Regions from separate parts of the Homo sapiens genome. Here region 2 is linked to region 1. The links are chromatin loops, found by intact Hi-C in ENCODE. Cell type or tissue: gastrocnemius medialis. All regions are shown on one strand. Each heading gives the region's core, and the rest is flanking DNA. Links, peaks and the distances in the headings are about the cores only. Region 1 overlaps TECR (trans-2,3-enoyl-CoA reductase). Region 2 holds the start of WIZ (WIZ zinc finger).

Evidence for each region. A loop is a pair of places that touch in the nucleus more often than their neighbours do. Peaks named below come from ENCODE experiments on the same cell type or tissue, not always from the same donor. Only the 100,000 strongest peaks of a DNase experiment are listed, where the experiment ranks them.
Region 2: a loop joins it to region 1, with 3 times the contacts of the local background. A loop is called at or near these places in 2 of 110 quality-filtered maps.

What each region holds. Positions count from the first base shown.
Region 1 is chr19:14,557,119-14,566,921 of GRCh38, forward strand. TECR (trans-2,3-enoyl-CoA reductase) reads left to right here. Exons shown (of 13, transcript NM_138501.6): 2 at 5,407-5,457; 3 at 6,088-6,139; 4 at 6,540-6,584; 5 at 6,682-6,785; 6 at 6,864-6,979; 7 at 7,064-7,169; 8 at 7,668-7,740; 9 at 7,831-7,874; 10 at 7,948-8,005; 11 at 8,084-8,172; 12 at 8,500-8,545; 13 at 8,626-8,862. The coding sequence ends at 8,753. NDUFB7 (NADH:ubiquinone oxidoreductase subunit B7) reads right to left here. Exons shown (of 3, transcript NM_004146.6): 2 at 9,647-9,803; 3 at 8,960-9,147. The coding sequence ends at 9,015. It also overlaps a transcript of DNAJB1 not described here. Among named protein-coding and RNA genes, the nearest start is that of NDUFB7, 10 kb to the right of the region's middle. RefSeq lists enhancers at 1-278, 5,725-6,532, 8,149-8,955 and a silencer at 7,422-7,571. In gastrocnemius medialis, for the core only: no CTCF peak of the experiment used is centred there; DNase peaks (open chromatin) are centred at 5,083, 6,303 and 7,323; H3K4me3 peaks cover 1,531 bases; H3K27ac peaks cover 3,793 bases.
Region 2 is chr19:15,443,786-15,453,588 of GRCh38, forward strand. It overlaps WIZ (WIZ zinc finger), which reads right to left and starts at 6,171. Exons shown (of 13, transcript NM_001371589.1): 1 at 6,013-6,171; 2 at 4,318-4,582. The coding sequence starts at 4,522. RASAL3 (RAS protein activator like 3) reads right to left here. Exons shown (of 18, transcript NM_022904.3): 15 at 9,322-9,712; 16 at 8,873-9,030; 17 at 8,260-8,323; 18 at 7,839-8,153. The coding sequence ends at 8,010. It overlaps MIR1470 (microRNA 1470), which reads left to right and starts at 5,763; the gene lies at 5,763-5,823. RefSeq lists silencers at 5,436-5,545, 5,896-6,015, 6,066-6,195 and an enhancer at 8,601-8,670. In gastrocnemius medialis, for the core only: no CTCF peak of the experiment used is centred there; DNase peaks (open chromatin) are centred at 261, 950, 1,216 and 2,226; H3K27ac peaks cover 5,000 bases.

The DNA.
Region 1 (9,803 bases), core at 4,804-9,803:
TTATTTATTTATTTATTTATTTATTTATTTATTTATTTTGAGACAGGGTCTTGCTGTGTCGCCCAGGCTGGAGTGCAATGGCATAAACTCAGCTCACTGCAACCTCCACCGTCCTGAGTTCAAGCAATTCTCCTGACTCAACCTCCTGAGTAGCTGGGATTACAGGCACACACCACCATGCCTGGCTAATTTTTGTATTTTTATTAGAGACGGGGTTTCACCATGTTGGGCAGGCTGGTCTCGAACTCCTGGCCTCAGGTGATCTGCCTGCTTCGGCCTCCCAAAGTGCTGGGATTACAGGTGTGAGCCATAGTGCCCCGCCTAATCATATTTATTCTTTTTTTAAATTTTGAGATGGAGTCTTGCTCTGTCTCCCAGGCTGGAGTGCAGTGGTGCGATATCAGCTCACTGCAACCTCCTCCTCCTGGGTTCAAGCAATTCTCCTGCCACAGCCTCCTGAGTAGCTGGGATTACAGGCATGCACCACCACGCCTGGCTAATTTTTGTATCTTTGGTAGAGACGGGGTTTCGCCATGTTGTCCAGGCTGGTCTTGAACTCCTGACCTCAGGTAACCCGCCCACCTTGGCCTCCCAAAGTGCTAGGATTACAGGCATGAGCCACCGTGCCCGGTCATCATATTTATTCTTTTTTTTTGAGATGGAGTCTTGCTCTGTCGCCCAGGCTGGAGTGCAGTGGCGCGATCTCGGTTCACTGCAAGCTCTGCCTCCCGGGTTCGCGCCATTCTCCTGCCTCAGCCTCCCGAGTAGCTGGGACTACAGGCACCCACCACCGCACCCGGCTAATTTTTTGTATTTTTAGTAGAGATGGGGTTTCACCGTGTTAGCCAGGATGGTCTCGATCTCCTGACCTCGTGATTCGCCCGCCTCGGCCTCCCAAAGTGCTGGCATTACAGGCGTGAGCCACCACGCCCGGCCTATATTTATCCTTAATAAGATTTATCCTAAACTGGGGATGATTACGGTAACCCTGTCAGATGGCAGCTGGGGACAGCCCACTTTGCCATGAGTAGATGGAAGTTCAGAGAGGTTGGGTAACTTGCCCAGGGCCACACAGCCAGGAAATGGGCAGGTCTGCTTCTCTGGGTTGTTCACCCACCAGGCGGGCGGGTTCCCAGGAGCTGTGACAAGTGCTTAGACAACGAGAGCCCCCCTTTTCACTCCTCCTGCCCCCATTAGTAATATCTTCATGACCACAAAGACAGTGAAGACGGGCTCTGTTGCTTGCGGCACTCCCCTCTGGGCTTGGGAGGCACAAACCTCGCCCCTGCTCCCTCTTGCAGGGTGCGCTTCACGCCGCACCGTGTGTCCTGGCTCTTGGCTCTGCCCTGACCTCGTGCTGCGACGAGTTGCTGTTGGCTGGGCCCCGGGAATCTTGGGCCTCCTGGTGAGAATTCCTCTCAGGCTAGTGGAACTGTCATCACAGAGCCACAGGCCGGCAGAGCCACCAGCCTGTGCCCCAGGCCAGAGTGCCTGCCTGTCTGCCCGTTCCTGCCCTCTCCCTGCCCGTCGTGCCTGAGGCTATGTGGTCTCACCCCTTGCCCGTGGCCAGTGCTGGGACCTCGCTGACACCAGTAGCCCCCCTCCCACAGGTATCCCTTCATCCACCCAGAGCATCTCAGCCCCTCCCAGCCCCTCCGAGTGGCTCCGTGGGCTTCCTCAGAAGGTCCTGTCTGTCCTCCCTGCCTCACCGCTTCTCCTGGAGATGGGGCCAGAGCCTGCCACCTCCCCGTCTGTGCTCAGGATCCCCTGCCTGGGGCTCTGTTCAGCAGCTGCCTGTACCCTCTGCAGCCCTGGGCTTCCCCTGGGAGCCCCTGCCCCCTGTTGGCCTCAGGCCTGGGCAGGCGTGTGTGTGTGTGGCAGGCACAGAGCAGAGATTGGGGTGGCAGTGGGGTGTGGGGCGCGGAGCCCTCGATGAGGTCTCACATTAGGCCCTCCCTCTGAGGGGTGGGGAACCTCTCCTGCTCCTCCCACCCGACTGTTTTTATTTTGATGGGTATGTGGGGCCTGTTTGTTACCCCTCACCCCTTTAAACAATAATTTATTGAGGTGAAATTCATGTAACATGAAACTAACCATTTAAAAGTGAACAGTGGCATTGAGTGCACGTGCATCATTGTGCAGCCTCCACCTCTGTCTCGTCCCAGAACATTTTCCTCACTCTGAAAGGAGACCGGGTACCCAGCAGCAGCCACTCCCCATTCCCCCCGCCCAGCCCCTGGCCCCTCCAATTTGCTTTTCTGTCTGTCTGCTCTGGGTATTTTGCATAGATATGGGACCTTTGTGTCTGGCTTGTTTCCTAGCGTAACTTATTTCTTTTACCCCACCTGGAATATCTTATTTAACTTTCTTACTTAGAAATAATTATAGGCCGGGCCAGGTGGCTCACGCCTATAATCCTAGCACTTTGGGAGGCCGAGGTGGTGGATTGCCTGAGCTCAGGAGTTCGAGACCAGCCTGGGCAACATGGTGAAACCCCATCTCTCCTAAAATACAAAAAATTAGCTGGATGTGGTGGTGTGTGCCTGTAATCCCAGCTACTCTGGAGGCTGAGGCAGGAGAATCGTTTGAACCTGGGGGGCGGAGGTTGCAGTGAGTCAAGATCGCACTGCTGCACTCCAACCTGGGCGACAGAGTGAGACTCTGTCTCAAAAAAAAAAAAAAATTATAGAGACACAGGGAATTGCAAGAATAGTATGGAGAGGTCTCCTGCTCCCCCCAGAGCCTTTCAGTCCTCTCTCTAGGAGGAGATGGCCGACGAGCTGGGGATTTGGGGCAGGAAATGGGAGACGGACGGCCGTCCCACTGAGGACTCATCCTGCCCAGGTGGCCCTAGCCTTGGGCATTTCTTGTCTGTAGGGGCCCCTAGGTGCTGCCTTGCAGCCCGGGCTTACCTCCTTGCAGGTTTGGGCGTCTCCTCTCCTTGGGCCTCAGGCTGGCCTGGGCACCACTGCTGCAGCTGTGAGCGTGGCCCCTCTCTCGCTACCCCCTCCTGCCGCAGCCCGGCGTCCTCTCCCAGCAGCTAGCCGGGACCCCGATGGCCGTACTCTCCCTCTTGGGCCCTGGTTTGGTGCCCAGGTTGGGGGGAGCAGGGTACGATTTCACCCCTCCCACTAGCAGCTGGCTGGACAGGGAGAGGGGCTGGTTGTATTTTAAGCTGTTGAGTGGTTCAGCAGGAACTCGGAGGCCTTCTCTCCCTGTGGACGCTAGGCTGCCTTCCTACAGGCCACACGGGCTTGGAAGCATGTGGGCACTGCCTGCCTGGGGCCCAGGAACTATTAATATACCTGCAGCCACAGGGCAGGCCCCGTGCCCGCCCAGGGCCCTGCTGTGCTAACCCTTTCCCGTGGATCCCGCCCCGTGTCCTCTGTCCCTATCCTACATATCCCCTTGGTGGGGCCCAACGTCCTGCGTGGTGTGACCGAGCTCTTTTTTTCTGGCCCCTCCATGTGCCAGCTCTTTGGCCTTGTTATCGCTGTGGCTTGGAGGAGTTCAGTAACCTTCCCCTAGAGGCCACAAGGCCAGGCAGTGCCTGGAGTTGACAGCAGGGACTCAGGAGGCCCCGTGGGCCAGGATTTCCTGGCTGCTGGGCCCATTCCCACCCTCCTGTCCAGGAAGTGGGGGCGAGTGTGTCATGGCTGGGGAAATAGGCCCCCATGCTGTGGTGACTGCCAGGCCAGCAGGGGAGTGGGGATCTGAACCAAACCCACGGGCAACAATGCCTCCTATCCCATGGGGTGCCTCCCATCTGTCAGGGGTCACCTAGTGTACCCCATGCATTGTCTCAGGGGACCGTCACAGTCCTGGGAGGTAGTCTGCTTCCTACCTGCCCCCTTCTGAGGCCTAGAGAGAGGTGACATGCCTGGGGTCCCCCAGGGACTACAAGGCAGGGCTGGTTACGGTTCCCGAGTGCAGGCCACCAAGCCCCCTTGTCTCCCGCTGTCGTTGGGAATGTGCAGGAGGGGTACCCAGCTTCTCTGGCTTGACCGTGGTGCCCTCATCTTCAGGATGGGCCCTAGCTGCCGTGGCCCGGTCTCCCTGGGCTCTGGGTGGGTGGGCCTGCCCTGGGATGGCCCCAGCCCAGAGGTTTGTTTCTGAGCATTGTGTCCTGCTCCTTTTCCTCAGGCAGCCTCTGGGGGCCCCCGCTGGGTTTCTGTGGGTAGGAAGGGTCCCCCAAGAATTGCTGGCTGGTGGCTGACTTGGGATCAGGCCTGCCTGCTTGCCACGACCCCTGTATAATAGGATTGCACTGACCCCTGCATAGGGTGGGTCAGATCCCCGGGGGCTGCCTCCCTCCAGCCCTGCCCCTCTGCACCCCCATCGTTCATCACTGGCCTGGGGGCTCAGGGAGGGCTGGGCCAGACTCCTACCTCAGGGGCTGGCACAGGCCTGGCTCTTGGACGCAGGAAGCGCCGGGCTTTAGTGGGGCGCAGGTCCTGGGTGAGGGTGCAGTGTTTGGGCTGACTCAGTGGAAAGCCTGCCCCACAGGTGGCTATAAGGTGAGAAGTGGGTGGGGAGGAAGGTTGGGGAGACCTCATCAGCCCAAGCTGGAGGCGGTTGCCTAAAACTTCCACACACCCCGATCCTTTCCACACTTCGAGAGAGGCTCTCTGCACCCATAACTCCAGAATCTGTCACCTCCCTGGTAACACAAATGCACAAGGAAAATAATCCAAAGTGTCTCTTACAGCTCAGAAGGGGAAATGGATGATCTGTCTCGCGGATTCTCAAAATAGCTGGGATTTCTCCAAGCCCAGTGAACTCCCTAGGCCTGAGCTGCGGGCTGGGGCCTGCACGGCCCGCTGGCCTCTCACTCTCCTCTAGCCACTGGCTCTGTGCAGGGCGGGGGCTGGGAGGTGTTGTCATGCCTGCCCCTGGGGCTTTCCCTGTGCTGGTGCCGTTGAGGGTTTTGAGGTGACCACTCAAAAGCTGCTTTCAGGGCAGCCTGGCTCCCCGGGGAGACTCCCAAGCCCCCCTCAGAGAAGGTCTGTGGCATGGCTCCTGGGGGGCGCAGTCTGGGGTGGTTTTATATTTAGCTGGGCTGTGGCTGTGGTTGCCACTCGGGTTACATCTGGCACAGAAGTCGGCAGTGCCAGGGCCGGCACGGGCTCCTTTCCAGCACCGCGGCAGAATTTGATCGCGCTTGCCCGGCCCAGGGCTGCTTCCCGTGGGGAGGTCGGTGGTGGGGGCTGACGGCCGGCAGCTGGGGCTGCTGGCCACCGTGGGCAGAGCCGAGTGGCAGGGCTGGTGGCAGGCGGCATGGACTTGAACTTGAGCTTGTTGGCCCGGGAGGCCACCCCAGGCCTCCTCCCTGGCCTCAATGGGCTCCCCAGGCCCACACCCCCAAAGGTGGCCAAGAAACCTAAAAAGGCTGTTCTCTTCTTCGAGGTGGAGATTCTGGACGCAAAGACAAGGGAGAAGCTGTGTTTCTTGGACAAGGTAGGACTGGGGCGTGGGCTGCACTGGGCCAAGGGCACTGGGCCCGGGACCCCAATCCTTATAGCCCAGGAGCTGTCCAGTGGGGCCCTTTGTGCCCCACCCCCTGCCCTATGGAGGGGTATGCCCTCACTTGGGGTAGGGTGGATAGCCATGTCCCCTGGGTGTGGCGGGGAAATGGAGGCACAGGAGTCTCAGTGGACCCTGCGGGGATTTTGGTCCTGGGAGGGCGGTGGAGGAGTGAGCCTTGCCCCTGCTGAGGCCGGGCCTGGGGGAAGGGGCTTGCGCTGTCCCTGGGGAGGACAGAGGGCCTTTGCTCCTGGGAGAGTCATGGGTGAGAAGTGGAGAGGAGGGGCAGAGAAGCAGGCTTGCCTTCCCATGCTTAATCCGCCACTAGCCGGGCTGGGGGCCTGCTGGCTGAGGGTAAAAGTGGAGCCCCAGACCCCTGCTGTCACTGCACTGGCAGGGCCCTCGGTGGTCCTTCCCTGACTGCAGGCAGAGGCCTGGACCCCAGCCCTTCCCCCTTCCCATAGCTACAGCCCAACCCCCAGCCTGCCATCCCCTTTAGTACCTCCCCATCCTGAGTCTGGGCTCCCCGCAGAGCTGACGTCCCTGCGCCTGTGCTTCCCCCAGGTGGAGCCCCACGCCACCATTGCGGAGATCAAGAACCTCTTCACTAAGACCCGTGAGTTCTAGTCCCGGCCACACTGCCCCTGCAACCCCTTTGACCAGGGACCTTAGGGTGGGAGGGATCCCATCCTGCACCCCTCTCCCAGGGGCCTGCAGAGATGCCCCAGTGTGGCCCAGGCTTCTGGGGCGTGACTGGGGCAGGCGCCTCCACGTGGCACTCCGCAGGAACGCCCTTGCTAGGCTCTGGGAAGGACAAGATCCTGCTTCTGCCCGCGCTCTTCTGGCTTGTGTCCTGAAACCGCACAAGCCTGAGGGTTTGCCCCCAGGTGGGAGGAGCTGTGGAGTCCTGGGGTCCTTGCACCCTGGGAACCCTGAGAAGCTGGCACAGTGGCTGGGCAGCGGACCGGCTGAGCCCTGCCAGGCTGTGGGCTGTAACTGCCCTGTTCTCCCCGCAGATCCGCAGTGGTACCCCGCCCGCCAGTCCCTCCGCCTGGACCCCAGTGAGTACAGCTGTCCACTCGGCCCGCCCCCTGGGCTCCTGGGTGGCAGTGGGAGAAGGCCCGGGTAGCCCCTGAGCCCTGGCCCGCCTCTCTGCAGAGGGCAAGTCCCTGAAGGATGAGGATGTTCTGCAGAAGCTGCCCGTGGGCACCACGGCCACACTGTACTTCCGGGACCTGGGGGCCCAGATCAGCTGGGTGACGGTGAGTCCTGACCCTACCCACGGCCTCTTTTCCCGTCAGCCACGTTGGGTGACTCATCTTGCCCCCCTCTACTCTCAGGTCTTCCTAACAGAGTACGCGGGGCCCCTTTTCATCTACCTGCTCTTCTACTTCCGAGTGCCCTTCATCTATGGCCACAAATATGACTTTACGTCCAGTCGGCATACAGTGGTGCAGTAAGTGGGGCAGGTGGGAGGAGGGTAGGGGAAGGCAGAAGACCTGCCGGACCAGCCCCAGCTGAGCCTGCTCCCCCCGACCAGCCTCGCCTGCATCTGTCACTCATTCCACTACATCAAGCGCCTGCTGGAGACGCTCTTCGTGCACCGCTTCTCCCATGGCACTATGCCTTTGCGCAACATCTTCAAGGTGAGAGCCCGTCCCCGCCTCACCCCTAAGCCCCGCCTTTCTGCCCCACCCCGCCCCGCCCCCACCGAGCCCCACCCCAAGGCCCTTCCTGTCTGCCACTACGCCCCAGCAGAGCCCTACCCCTAGGCCCCGCCTAACCTCCCCAGCCCCGCCCTCGCAGAGCCTCTAGACCCCGCCCGTCCTCCCCAGCCCCGCCCCCGTCGGGCCCCTAGGCCTGCCTATCCACCCTAGTCCCACCCCTAGGCACCGCCTATCCCCCCAGCCCCGCCCCTGCAGAGCCCCGCCCCAGTTTCACCCCTAGGCCCCTCCTGTCCACCACGCCCTCACAGAGCCCTGCCCTAGCCTCACCCCTTGGCCCCGCCTATCCTCCCCAGCCCCGCCCCAAGGCCCCTCCTGTCCTTTCCCACCATGCTCCCAGGCCCCTCGGGATGAGACATGGGCAGCATCTGCCTTGTCCGGTGCTGGCCCAAGTCCCATCCCTGCCCTGCTCCCTTTCAGAACTGCACCTACTACTGGGGCTTCGCCGCGTGGATGGCCTATTACATCAATCACCCTCTCTACACTCCCCCTAGTAAGTGGCCTCAGACCATCCTTCCCTCCCCCACGGTCCCCACCCAGCGGGTCCTCCCCTCATGGGCTCCCCTCCCTGCTTCCTCTTCAGCCTACGGAGCTCAGCAGGTGAAACTGGCGCTCGCCATCTTTGTGGTAAGGAGGCTGGGTGTGGGGACGGGGTCGGGGGAGTCTGGGCGGCCCTAGGCTGATCCTGCTTCTCTGACAGATCTGCCAGCTCGGCAACTTCTCCATCCACATGGCCCTGCGGGACCTGCGGCCCGCTGGTGAGTGCCTGCTGGGGGCAGGGGGACAGCTGGGCTGGGTGAGGGGGTCTGACTTTCTCCTTCTGTCCTGCCTGCCAGGGTCCAAGACGCGGAAGATCCCATACCCCACCAAGAACCCCTTCACGTGGCTCTTCCTGCTGGTGTCCTGCCCCAACTACACCTACGAGGTGAGGGGCTGCCTTACCCCTCTCTGCCCTGGGACTTGGGGTCCCATGTGGAGGGACCAGCCCCTAGGATGGGGCGCCTGGCTGGGCAGCTGCTTTTGCCGCCTGCACTGCGAGCATTGGGAGGTGGAGACCGCGGCCTCTCTGCTGTGGTGGCGGGGAGGCGTGTGCCGCTGGGCTTCCGCCGTATACAGCCCCGCCTCCGCTGGAATTGGGTTCCCATCCCTGACTCAGAAAGCAGGGGCGGCGGGAGGTGGCTGGCTGAGTCCAGGACAGCCACATACACGGGTTGCGAGGCTGCCCACGCTCACTCTCCGCCCCTGCCCACAGGTGGGGTCCTGGATCGGTTTCGCCATCATGACGCAGTGTCTCCCAGGTGAGCCTGCCGCCCTCCCTCGGCGGGGCCCTGCCCCTCCGGGCCGGCAGCCCCTCCCTGACGCCCGTTCTTTCCTGCAGTGGCCCTGTTCTCCCTGGTGGGCTTCACCCAGATGACCATCTGGGCCAAGGGCAAGCACCGCAGCTACCTGAAGGAGTTCCGGGACTACCCGCCCCTGCGCATGCCCATCATCCCCTTCCTGCTCTGAGCGCTCACCCCTGCTGAGGCTCAGCCCCTCAACCCGGTGGCATTCTGGGGGAGGAGTGGGGCCCACAGCTCTCCAGCACCCGGAATAAAGCCCGCCTGCCCCAGTCGGACTCGGGCTCTGTGTGTTTCTTTCCGGGGTTGGGGACCACCACACTGCCCTTCACTCTCTCCCCACTCTCGCGTCGGAGCAGTAAGAGGGGACTCTGGTTGAGGGGCCTGAAGGCTTTTATTTGACTGGTCCATAGGGTGGGGGGTGCACCCCCTACAGGGCCACCTTGGGGTCCACTTCCCCGGGTCCCTGGCCTTTGGCCAACTCTGCCGCCTTCTTCTCCCGCCGCTTCTTCCGCTGGAGCAGCCTCCGCTCCCGCTCAAACTCCTTCATGCGCATCACATAGCTGGGGGAAAAGCACGAGAGGGGCTGTCAGGGTCCCTGGCCAGGACACGCCCCCCAAGCCCTGGGAAGCGGAGGGGCCGTCCCAGAGCACTGTGGGGGAGGCCTCTGAAGAAGACATGTCCGAGTGCCTGTGGCTTGGGTCTGGGGTCTGCCCACGCAGGTGGCAGGGCTTCCCACTGGAACCTGGGCTTGGCCACTCCCCTAGGTGGCTTCAGCCACCTGCCCTGTCCCCATCAAACAGGCCCCTAGAGAGCCCTCTCTGGGACTAAGGTGGGGCCCGGCTAGAAACCTCAGTGGCAGTTCAGGTCCCTGGCCTCTGGAGCCACATCCTGCCAGGGGCCAGGCCTGGGTGGGGTGCAGGCTGTGGGTGTTGGCGGGGGTGGGAGGGGGGCTTGGGCGGGCTGGGCATGTGGGGGGCTTGGGTGGGCCAGGGGTGTGGAAGGCTGGGGGTATGGGGTGTTGCGGGCCGGGGTGTTGGGGGCTGGTGTGGGGGTGCTCACTCGCGGTGCTCGCAGTAGTCCCAGTCGTGCCGCTCCTGCTTGCAGGCCAGGAAGTTGGGGAAGCTGTCACGCTTGCACTTGAGCAGCCGGATGAGGTGGTGGGCGCAGTAGTCCCGCAGCTGGAGCCTCAGCTGCGCGTCCATCATCTCCTGCTGTG
Region 2 (9,803 bases), core at 1-5,000, 880 kb after region 1:
ATCCTTGCCAGATGATGAACGAGGCACCTGTTCTAACCTGAGCTGCAGAGAGCCCATCCCTGCCTTCTGCACCCTCTCCCAGGCCTATGTCCTGAAATCCAATCCCCTCCTGGGACCCCCTCCCCACCAACACAGATGGAGCCAACTCTCTATTATCCGCCTGTGGAGCCAATGCCTGGAGCGACCACAGGAATCCTGGCCTGCATCTCTGCCCGCCACACTTGCCTGACGTGGGTAAGCTTGCCAATCGGGGAGCAGGCCAATTGCCCGGGCCAAGGTTAACACACTGGGGGAACTTGTGCCCCGTCCAGAGCCCGACAGATGCAATTGTTGGATTAGCCTCAATTTGAGGATGGTCCAGAAAAAGGGATAGGGCTGGGGCGAATTCTTTTTCCAATCCCTCATCATCCAATTGGCCCGAGAAATTGAGAGCTGACTGCTGAGAGTCAAGGGATAAAAGTGGAGGTAGGGTGGGGAGAGGGTGTTGACCAGAAAGGTGTGGTCACTGGCTGAGGGTCCTTCTTCTGAACCCAAGAAAAGGGTTGTGACTGTTGTGTGACCTCTGGAAGGGGTGGTGGGGGTATGGAAATTTGCATCATCTACAGCGCAAGGTGTCTCAACATCAGCACCATTGGCATTTGGGGCCAGATCATTTTCTGGGGTGGGGTCCATCCTGTGCATTGCAGAATGGTGAGCAGCATCCTTGGCCTCCACACCTCCCCAGCCCTCGGTCATGACAACCAAAATTGTCACCAAACATTACCAAAGTGTCCCCTGGAGGGGGAGGCGAATCACCCCCATTTGAGAACCACCAGGATACACTGATGGGCAGCAGAGCTGTGCCTGGGTGCAAGGGCTGGTTTTAGGATGGGGGTGTTGGAGAGGGCGTTCAGAGTTGGGAAAGAAAGGCCTGGCCCAGCCAAGAAACAGGGGCTCTAGAGAACATGTGAGTCATAGATTTGACTTTTTTCAGGAGAGGGCAGCCGGTTCACATATAACCTGCCCTAGCATGACCTAGAGGTGTGGGTCTGAGGGTCCCGGGCATCCTGCTTTTGAGGTTCTAGGACCCCAAGCTCCCAAGATTCCGGGCGTCCCAGATTTGATGATTCTGCGATTGCTGTTGTCTAAGAATTCCAAGAGCCAGGGGACCGCGTGGCCTCTTTGTCTGAGCAATTCCAGCGAGGCTCCTATTTTTAGTGGCAGTGACTTTGGAGGAAGCAGGCCAAGCAGTGCCCTGTGTCCAAGACACCTTGGGGGTGGGGGCTTCACCCAGAGGCCTCCACAGTTGATGGGGATCCAGGAGTCCCTACGGGTCAGATGAGGCGCTAGGTCGCAGCCCTTAGGCAGTGGCCATGCCAAGGGGCCCTTGTTGGCTCCTGCCATCTGGGTTCCCCGAGAGAGTTTGCAAATGCTGATGGCAAGGGGTGTCCATAAGCAGCCTGAACTCCAAGCCTGGGGTTCAACTTGGTAGAGTGGCCAAGAACCTAGATTCTGGAGCCAGACAGATCCGAGTTCAATACCCCAGGGGTGCCCTGAAGGGCGTGCCTCTCCCACTCCGAGCCTTGGTTTCTTCCGCTGTGCAATGGGAACAGCCACCGACCCAGTCTCGCAGGGCCAGCAATGGGTGCCAGCAAGATTGTAGTAAATGCTCCATCCAGAGAAGTGGCGGTGGAGGGGAAGAAGGCTGGTGGGAGGCCTGGGGGATCAGGGCTGGTTCAGCGATGTCTCAAGGGGGAAGCTTGAGGCTAGACCCCAGAGCCTCAGGTCCGGTCACTCCATGCTCTGATTTTCTCCCCAGGCTGGGGCCTCAAGACAGCAGAAATGATATGTCATTTGTCCCTGGGTGCCCTGTCCCCAACACAATGCCAGGCATGTACCAGACTCTTCATCGATCCATACAGACCACCTCAGCCCCTGAGTCTTTTCTGAACCTGGGAGGCCCAACCAGAGAGGCAGGAGCTGCAGAGGGGGTGTGGGAGCTCTGGGTAAACAGCCGTAACGGGGGACAGAGGAGGCAGCGGGCACACCCCTGCCCAGGCAGGGAAGTTTGGAGGTGGCCACTCCAGTGTGCTCTTGGGGGGCTCTGAGGGCTGAGTGGGGATAAAGGAAGGCCCAGGCTTTGGGGTGGAATAGCAGCCCCAGAGCCTGTTCCTATTTATAGGCATCACAAGACTAGTAGGGCAGGTGCCCGTGTCCCGGAGGGGGAGATCAAGCGGGCAGAGAGGGCAGTGGGAGAGACGTGGTGTCCCAAACCCAGGCATTCTTCCAACATTCAGGCCATGACCTCACTCCAAGTCAAGCCATTCCTATCCCTGCCCCCAGCTGCTGAGGGAAACCTTCAAGGGTGGGCCTGGCCCCCCTCAGCAGCCACATTTCTCTCTTCCCCAAGCTATAAAACAGATGCACGTATGAGACCCTGGGTGATTCCCCAGTGGGAGTGAGGATGCACCTACCTGCCTGCTTTTCCCCTCTCCCCAGACCTGGGGCATCTGCGAGGTAGAGAAGAGATGTCCAATCCCTCGGAACCAGACCCAGAGAGGACCCTGGGATCCCTAGAGCCTGTACCCTCAGGCTCCCACAAAATCAAAGTCCCCGCCCAGCCCTGGCCGGCTGTGCGACCTGGCACAAGATTCTGCCTCTCTCTGAGCCTCAGTTATTAACTCAGTTATTAATGGCTTAGAGGAGGGGATTGCTAAAGTTTCCCTGAGTGCTGATACTCTGGAGTTGGGTGTACCCTCTGCCCTCAGGGGTCTCACCTTGCCACCCCACTGCCTGACACCTGCAGATGCCACCAGCTACCTCTAAGCCTTGGCATGTACACAGCCCCCTGCCTAGATGCTTGCTTCCCCCTTGGTCTGGCTCATTGTCCCTCATCCTACCTCTCACTTCCTGCAGGAACTCCTGGTTGCTCCCCACCAGGTGCTTTCCTCATCACAGCCCCAGCCGCTGTGTCATAACACCTGGTGACATAACACCGGGTCATAACACGGTATCATAACATCTGTCTCCCCAGCCTCAGATGGTGGGGTCTATGAGAGCGAGGATGGTGTGTGCTCAGTCACCGCTGTGCCCCAGGGCGTGGCCCCTAGAAGATGCTGTGTATTTATAAATATCCGAGCATCATGAGTTGTAAAGGTGGCCAGAGCAGGTCAAGGATCTGTGAGGATGCAGCAGGGTGGTTAAGAGTGAGGGCTGTCAAGCCATGTTACTCCCTGGCTAGGTGACGTTGGGCAACTTATGTCACCGCTCAGGGTCTCAGTTTCCCCATCTCTGACACGGGATAATAATAATGAAGGCTATTCCACAGGGTTCTTTGGAGAATGACAGAAGATGATCTTGCAAAAGCCTTGGCACGGAGGAAGCCCTTGATGAGGTGTTTGGAGATGGGGGTGGGGGGTGTGATACATCAGCCCACTGTTTTCCAGGCATACCAGCCTCCTACCAGGTCCTTGGACACGTCAGGCTCCTCCCCACCACAGGGCCTTTGCACTGGCTGTTCCCTCCACCCAGAATGCCCGTCCCACCATTCACTCCATGCTCCATTCAAATGCCACTCTATCAGGGAGGGTCTCCCAGGTCTCCCAGGCATGATCCTGGCACTCTGTTTAATGCCTTCACAGCATCTGTCACTACCTGTCCTTCTGATATTTGTTTAGTTGCTTGTTGTCCATTTCCCCTACTAGAGTGTCAGCCCCTTGAGGGCAGGAATTCTTGCCTCTTTGGTTTACAGCTGTCTTCCCAGTGCCTAGCACATACCCTGGCACACCGAAGGTGCTCAGTATTTAATGAATGAATAACACGTCTGGAGGTGGGGAGAGTGTGAGATACCTTTTTGCTGGGTAAACCAAGGGGTAGCCAGCATCGCTGACTACCCAGCCTCTCCCTAGCCACTACAGAAGCTGTTTTGGCCCGTGGTTCAGGAACAGGATACACCCAGACAGCCAGAGGGAGCTGGGATAGACTGATGGGAGTGGGGAATACCTGTGGAATAAGTGGGCTGGGGGCAGGGAGTCTGGGGTGCTGAGATGGGCCTCTGGACCCAATTAGTATGCTCAGAGGAGGAAGCCAGGCTGACCTGAGTTCAAGTCCCAGCTCCATACCACCCAGTGGGGAGCCTTGGTCTGGTCACTGGCTCCCAGGACACCTGTTTTCACAACTGTCAAATAAGAAACTAAACAGAGTACAAAGAAAAGGCTCTGGACCCAAGCGGAATCAGCATCCCAGCTCAGCCGCTGCTGCGCTGGGTGACTTGACTCTCTCTGAGCCTTGGGGAATGGGCTGGATGCTCCCTGGGGGCCACACGGCCCATTCTCTTACCAGAGATGCCACCTCTGCCATCCAGAATGTCTCGGGGGCCCTCCTTGGTGACAGGCAGGTAACGGGTGGACCGGAAGATGCCACCTTCCCCCTCAGCAGCTTCGGCCCCACCCTCGATGTTCTCCCTTGGCGCCGGGCCAGGCAGTCTCTCTGGGCCTTGGGGACGATCTGGTGCAGCCAGGCTGCCTGCCAGAGACCCCTCCATCGGATTTTCTCTGCTTGGATCCACTCAGCTGCTGCACCGGCTCAGCGGGGCATTGTGGGCCTGGGGATAGAGAGAAGGAAGTGCTTAGGGGATGGAGGAAAGGGAATCTGCCTCAGTTTCCCATCCCTCAAAACCTCAGTCCTCAACTTTGCAGCTCACTGCCTCAGTTTACCTCCCAGCCCAGGGGAGCTAATGGTGTTCAGACCTTTTCCACACACCTTCTATCCCAATGGCCCCTACCCTCAGCATGCCTCCGTCTCCCCATCAATAACTCCTCCCCTTTATACAGATCCTGCACTGCCTCAGTTTACCCATATTGACACATGCACACTCAGCCACCTGGTCTTCTTCCATCAATCTTACCATTTCTCCAGACGCCTCCCTTCATTCACACACAGCTGCACTTTCCCCAGTCCTGCCCTCACATCCATGCACACGCACATCCTACTGCCATGCCTTCGTTTCCTCGGCAAGAATCCCAGCCACTTGTACACTCTGATCCTATACACCGTCAGGAGTCTCCCATCATTACCCCTTTACTTTTCTCCATTGGGTTGTCCCATACCAATGATCCCTGCACTTTTCCCACACTCCAACCCTTCCCCCACACAGGACCTTAGGGTTCTCCAGCATTAACCCCTTCACCCCCCTCCACACACACAGCCTCAAGTGACCCCAGCATTAACCCTTTCGCTTCTCCCCAACATTATCCCTCATGCATACCCAGCTTGGGCTCCTCCATTCCCCCCACCCCCCAACCAAGATTGCTCTAGTCCTCGGGCGAAAGAAAACGATAGGGCTCCTGGTCCAGAAATGAGGACCCTGGGGAGCGGGGGTTGTCCTCTCTACCTATAAATACCTTCAAGGTAACGGCGGAAAGTGAAGGGCAGGAATGAGGCGCCCTCCCCAGGGAGATGGTGGGGAGGCCGGGCCCAGGCAACCGGGGCGGGGCCGGGGCGCCAGGCCTGGTTGCAGGCGCTGCCCTCGGGGGCCTGGGGATTCCCAGGGGGCTCCTCCGTGGGCTGGCAGTCTTGGTGGGGGTCCCTACCCAGGCCCGGAGGAAGCACCTGCGGTTGTCCACTGGGTGGGCACTGCCCGCGGGGAACGGGCGGGACCGCAACTTCGGAGCACTTTGGCAGCGTGGGGAGGGGGCTCCTACCCGGACGCCCCCCAGGGGTCGCAGAGGTGGGGGCTGCGCCGCGCGGGCCCACTCCTCGGGGGTCCAGGGTCCGGGGGATGAGCCCTCCGCCCGTGCACCCCGGGGCAGGAGACCCCGCGGGACGCGCCGAGGTAGGGGGGACACCTGCCCCAAGACCCCCGCCCCTCCCCCCACCTGCACGGCCCCGCCCCCGGCCAGGCCCCGCCCCTGAAGGCCCCGCCCCCGCCCCCGCCCCGGGGGGTCCCGCCTGGCCCGGCCCGGCCCGGGGCCTCCCCCGCCCCGCTACGGCTCCGCCCCACCCGCGGGCTCCCCAGGCCGGGCCGGGCCTCACCGGGGAGGCGGCGCCGCCGGCCAGGTGCCGGGGCTCGGAGCTCCCCTCCTTGGTGCGGCCGTCGCTGCCGCTACCGCCGCTGCCGCTCCCGGTGCCGGTGCCGCGGCCTCCGCAGCCGCCGCCGCCTCCACCGCTCGGGGGACATTGTCCCTTTAAATCGCTCCCCCCGCCGCCCCGCCCCCCCGGCGCGCCGCCGTGACCTCAGCGCGACAGCCCCGCCGCGCCGCCATGATGGGGAGGTCCGGGGCGCCCCCCCCACCCCACCCCCCCCCCCCTCGCCGCCCCGGGGGGGGCGGCCAGCGGGCGCGCCGCCATGTTGGGAGTGGCCAAGCGGGTCACCCTTAAAGGGCCCGCACGGCCTGAGTCCAGGGAGAGGCCCCGTTACCATGACAACACCCTTGTCGTCCCACACCCCAATGGCTCCTTATCGTCCCACTGGTACTTCCAATGGTAGGCTCGCTAAAAGCACTAAAAGAGTGGGGAGGGTGCAGAGAAGTTCCCCCATGGGTCATTGATGGGTCATTGATAGGTCATTGAAGACTCCACCCAGCCAATTTTTAGCCTTTTGTCCCCTGCCCCCCATCAGCTACCTTCCAACCACAAGCTCACTCCCTCCTTCCCAATCATCCACACTGGACTTCAGCACCTCCATGTCCCTAGAGTTGCCCTAGGTCTTCAGTCCTAAGTCACCTTCTCCACCCAGTTCCCAGGATCACAGCTTCCAGGACTACCCCATCAGACACACATCATGGCCTGTTGTCTTGTCTTATCCACCATGTATCCAGATATCTAACCACCTAGCTATCTCATCCACTTCCTCAATCTATCAATCACTCATCTACCTATCCAATGAACTAATCACCTATCCACCCACCCCTCCAACCACCTATTAATTCACCCAAACACCCACTCAACCCACCCATTCACTTCCCATCTACCCACCCATTCATCCAGCACCCAAGTAAATACTCATTTATCCATACAACCAAGCAAGTACCCAACCATCCCCACACACATCTTTCCGCCCAGCCCCCCAAACATCCATCCACCAGTTTGTCTGTTGATTTGGTCCCTCCACTAACATGTAAGTTCCATGAGGCCAGGAGTCCTGTCTAGTTCATTATTGTTTCTCCACTGCCCAGTTCTCAGGCGTCTCAGGAGACCTCAACATATGTACATATGATATATATAATCACAACATTGAAAAAAATTTTTTCTTACTATGAACCAGGCCTTTTCTAGGCAGACATACCCAACCTGGTTAACCAACTACCCAGCTACTCACCTACCAGGTCAAACATCCAGCAAATGCTAACCTATCCGTCTGCCGTTTGCTCCACCCACTCTACCCCTCACCCATCCACTCACCCATGATTTGAATGACTCATTTACCCAATCATTCATACACAGTATCCAACCATCTCCACACCTGACCCCCTTCCTTTATCCGCCTCCCAGACCCATGGCCTCCGTGACATGAGGAGGGCCTAGGAAGATGCTCTCACTGTGGGATTGGGAGGTTGCCAGGGGTGGAATCCATGCTTCATTGAGAAGCAGGTGCTGCCTATAACAATGGTGAATACCTTTTATCGAATGCCTTTAACTATGGGTCCTCTCACTGTGTAGGGAACTTTACGTCCATTTCACAGATAAGAAAACGGGCTCTTAAGAGAATGAAGGTCTAAGGTCACACAGCTGGTGAGAACTTGTGTACATGGCCCTCTCCATGAGACTTCTAATTAGGGGAGAATTTGGGAGAGATGAATAGGGCTTGCGGGGCAAATGCCTAAGAATTGGCAATTCTTAGTGGGCAAAGAAACCACCAATTTCACTGAAATCAAGATTTTACTGGGCAACTTCATACTGCCAGAGTGGTTGGGACCAGCAGCTCCACTCCCCACTGTAGGCCAAGTAGGGCTAAGGCAAAGTCAGACACCCCCCCTAAGATGGCTATCTCTCTGCTCCCAGACCACGTGTGATGAGGCAGGATGGGCAGCTCAGGTGGTGTCTCCATTGAGGCAGGGTGCTTTGAGGGGCTGGGGTTGACTCCAAGACCCCCGCGTCCTTGGAGAAAGCTGCAGGCTCTGGACAGCATCCCTCAGCTGAGCCTGAGTTCTCTCCATCTCATTTAGGCGGTGCTCCTGGGGAGGCAGTGGTGATGGGGTTCAGAAACCAGGAGAGGGCTGCACCGCAACCCTTGCTCCTCCACCGCCCAGACCTGCCCCAGGGCTCAGATGGCAATCTCACCAGGTTTTTCAGACTGTGCCCTTCATTGCTTGTTAGGTTGTGCTCTGAATCAAACTCTGAGCTCCTGTGGGGGTCGGGGGATTGGGGCGAAGGGCAGAGGCTAAGGAAGTCCCTTCCAGCTCCTGGTGGGAGTGCCAGGGACTCCGGGGGCGGAGCTTGGAGTGGAGGCGGAGCTTGTCCAGACTGAGGGGCGGGGCCTAAATATGCTTGAAGAAGGGTCGGACCAGAGACGGGAATGGTTGGAATGACAGGACCTATCAATCATCCCTTGGAGGTGGGGTTTGGCCAGTCCTGGGTGGGGTCGTGACTGAGCTGGAGGGAGTGCCCAGGCTGAGATATCTCAGTGCCCGGCCCAGCCAGGTTGGGAGGGGCTGATGGAGGGGTGGGGCCTGGATGAGAGAATCTGCCAGGGTCCTAGGCCGACCTTCGTTGGGTGGGTCCACCTGGGGGCGGGGCTTGCCAAGAGGCAGGGCCTGGACAGACTTATTGGGGCGGGGCCAGGGTGGGGCTTGGCCGTGCTAGGCGTGGTTTGGGGGGGGGGGGGAGGGCCTGGTCAGATCTAATTGGATCGGGCCCACCTGGGGGCGGAGCTAATGGAGAGGGCTGGGCTCACCCAGCACGGAGCCTGGAGTCCAGATCCTGCAGCTGGCCCCGCAGCTGCTCCTGCTGCTCCGTCAAGGCCCGGATTTGGGTGCTCAGCGACTCCACGAGGCGGGACAGCACTTTCTGCTCCTCACGCAGAGCGGCCACCTCGCACTGCAGCTCTGCCAACTGTGGTGGGAGAGCAGCTGTAATCTGACCCGTTGTCCCGCCCCTGTGTCTCCCCGGAGACCCTGACCTCCCAGGCCCAAGCGCTCAGCGTCATCACCGGCCTGCCTAGTTGGGGAACATCCCTCCTGCGGTACAGCTGGGGAGACTGAAGCTCAGAGAGGGTCGGGCTAGGCCTGGGGTCACACAGCACAGCGAGCTGGGTACTTGAACCCAGACTTGCCTGGCCCTTCAGTCTTCCCCAGTCGCGTCCCTGTTCCCACTCCCCAGGCGCGGACCTGGGCCTGACCTTACCTTGTTCACAGGTCGGTGCGTGCCCAGTGCCTGGTTTCGGTCTTGCGGCTGGTCCATTTGGCGCTGCCAGGGTACCGACGGCTTCCGAGGCAGCGAGGCGGAGTCCCGGGTCCAAGGCCGGGCGCGGGGCGCTGGTCCCATGCTCAGGGAGCCTTTGGGTCGCGGCCAGGGCCCCGCAGATTGGCGGCGGCGGGCAGGACGCCGGACCGGGACACTCTGCGTGCGCTGCACCGGCCGGGGCCGCCGCAGGGGCCGCTCTTCGTCCGGCCGTGGCCGGGCCCAACTCTCTGAGCGGCGAACGCTGCGCAGAGACTGGCTCTTGGAGATGAGAGGGGTGTGCTTGGGGAGGTCCCGGGGGGCCAGGAAGCCGGGCTTCTCCCCTGCGGAGAGGCTAGGGGTGGGATGGAGGATCTTAGACCCTCCACTGGCCCCTGAGACGACCCCATCCCGACCTGACCAGAAGTGACCTCACCCCCCACGTG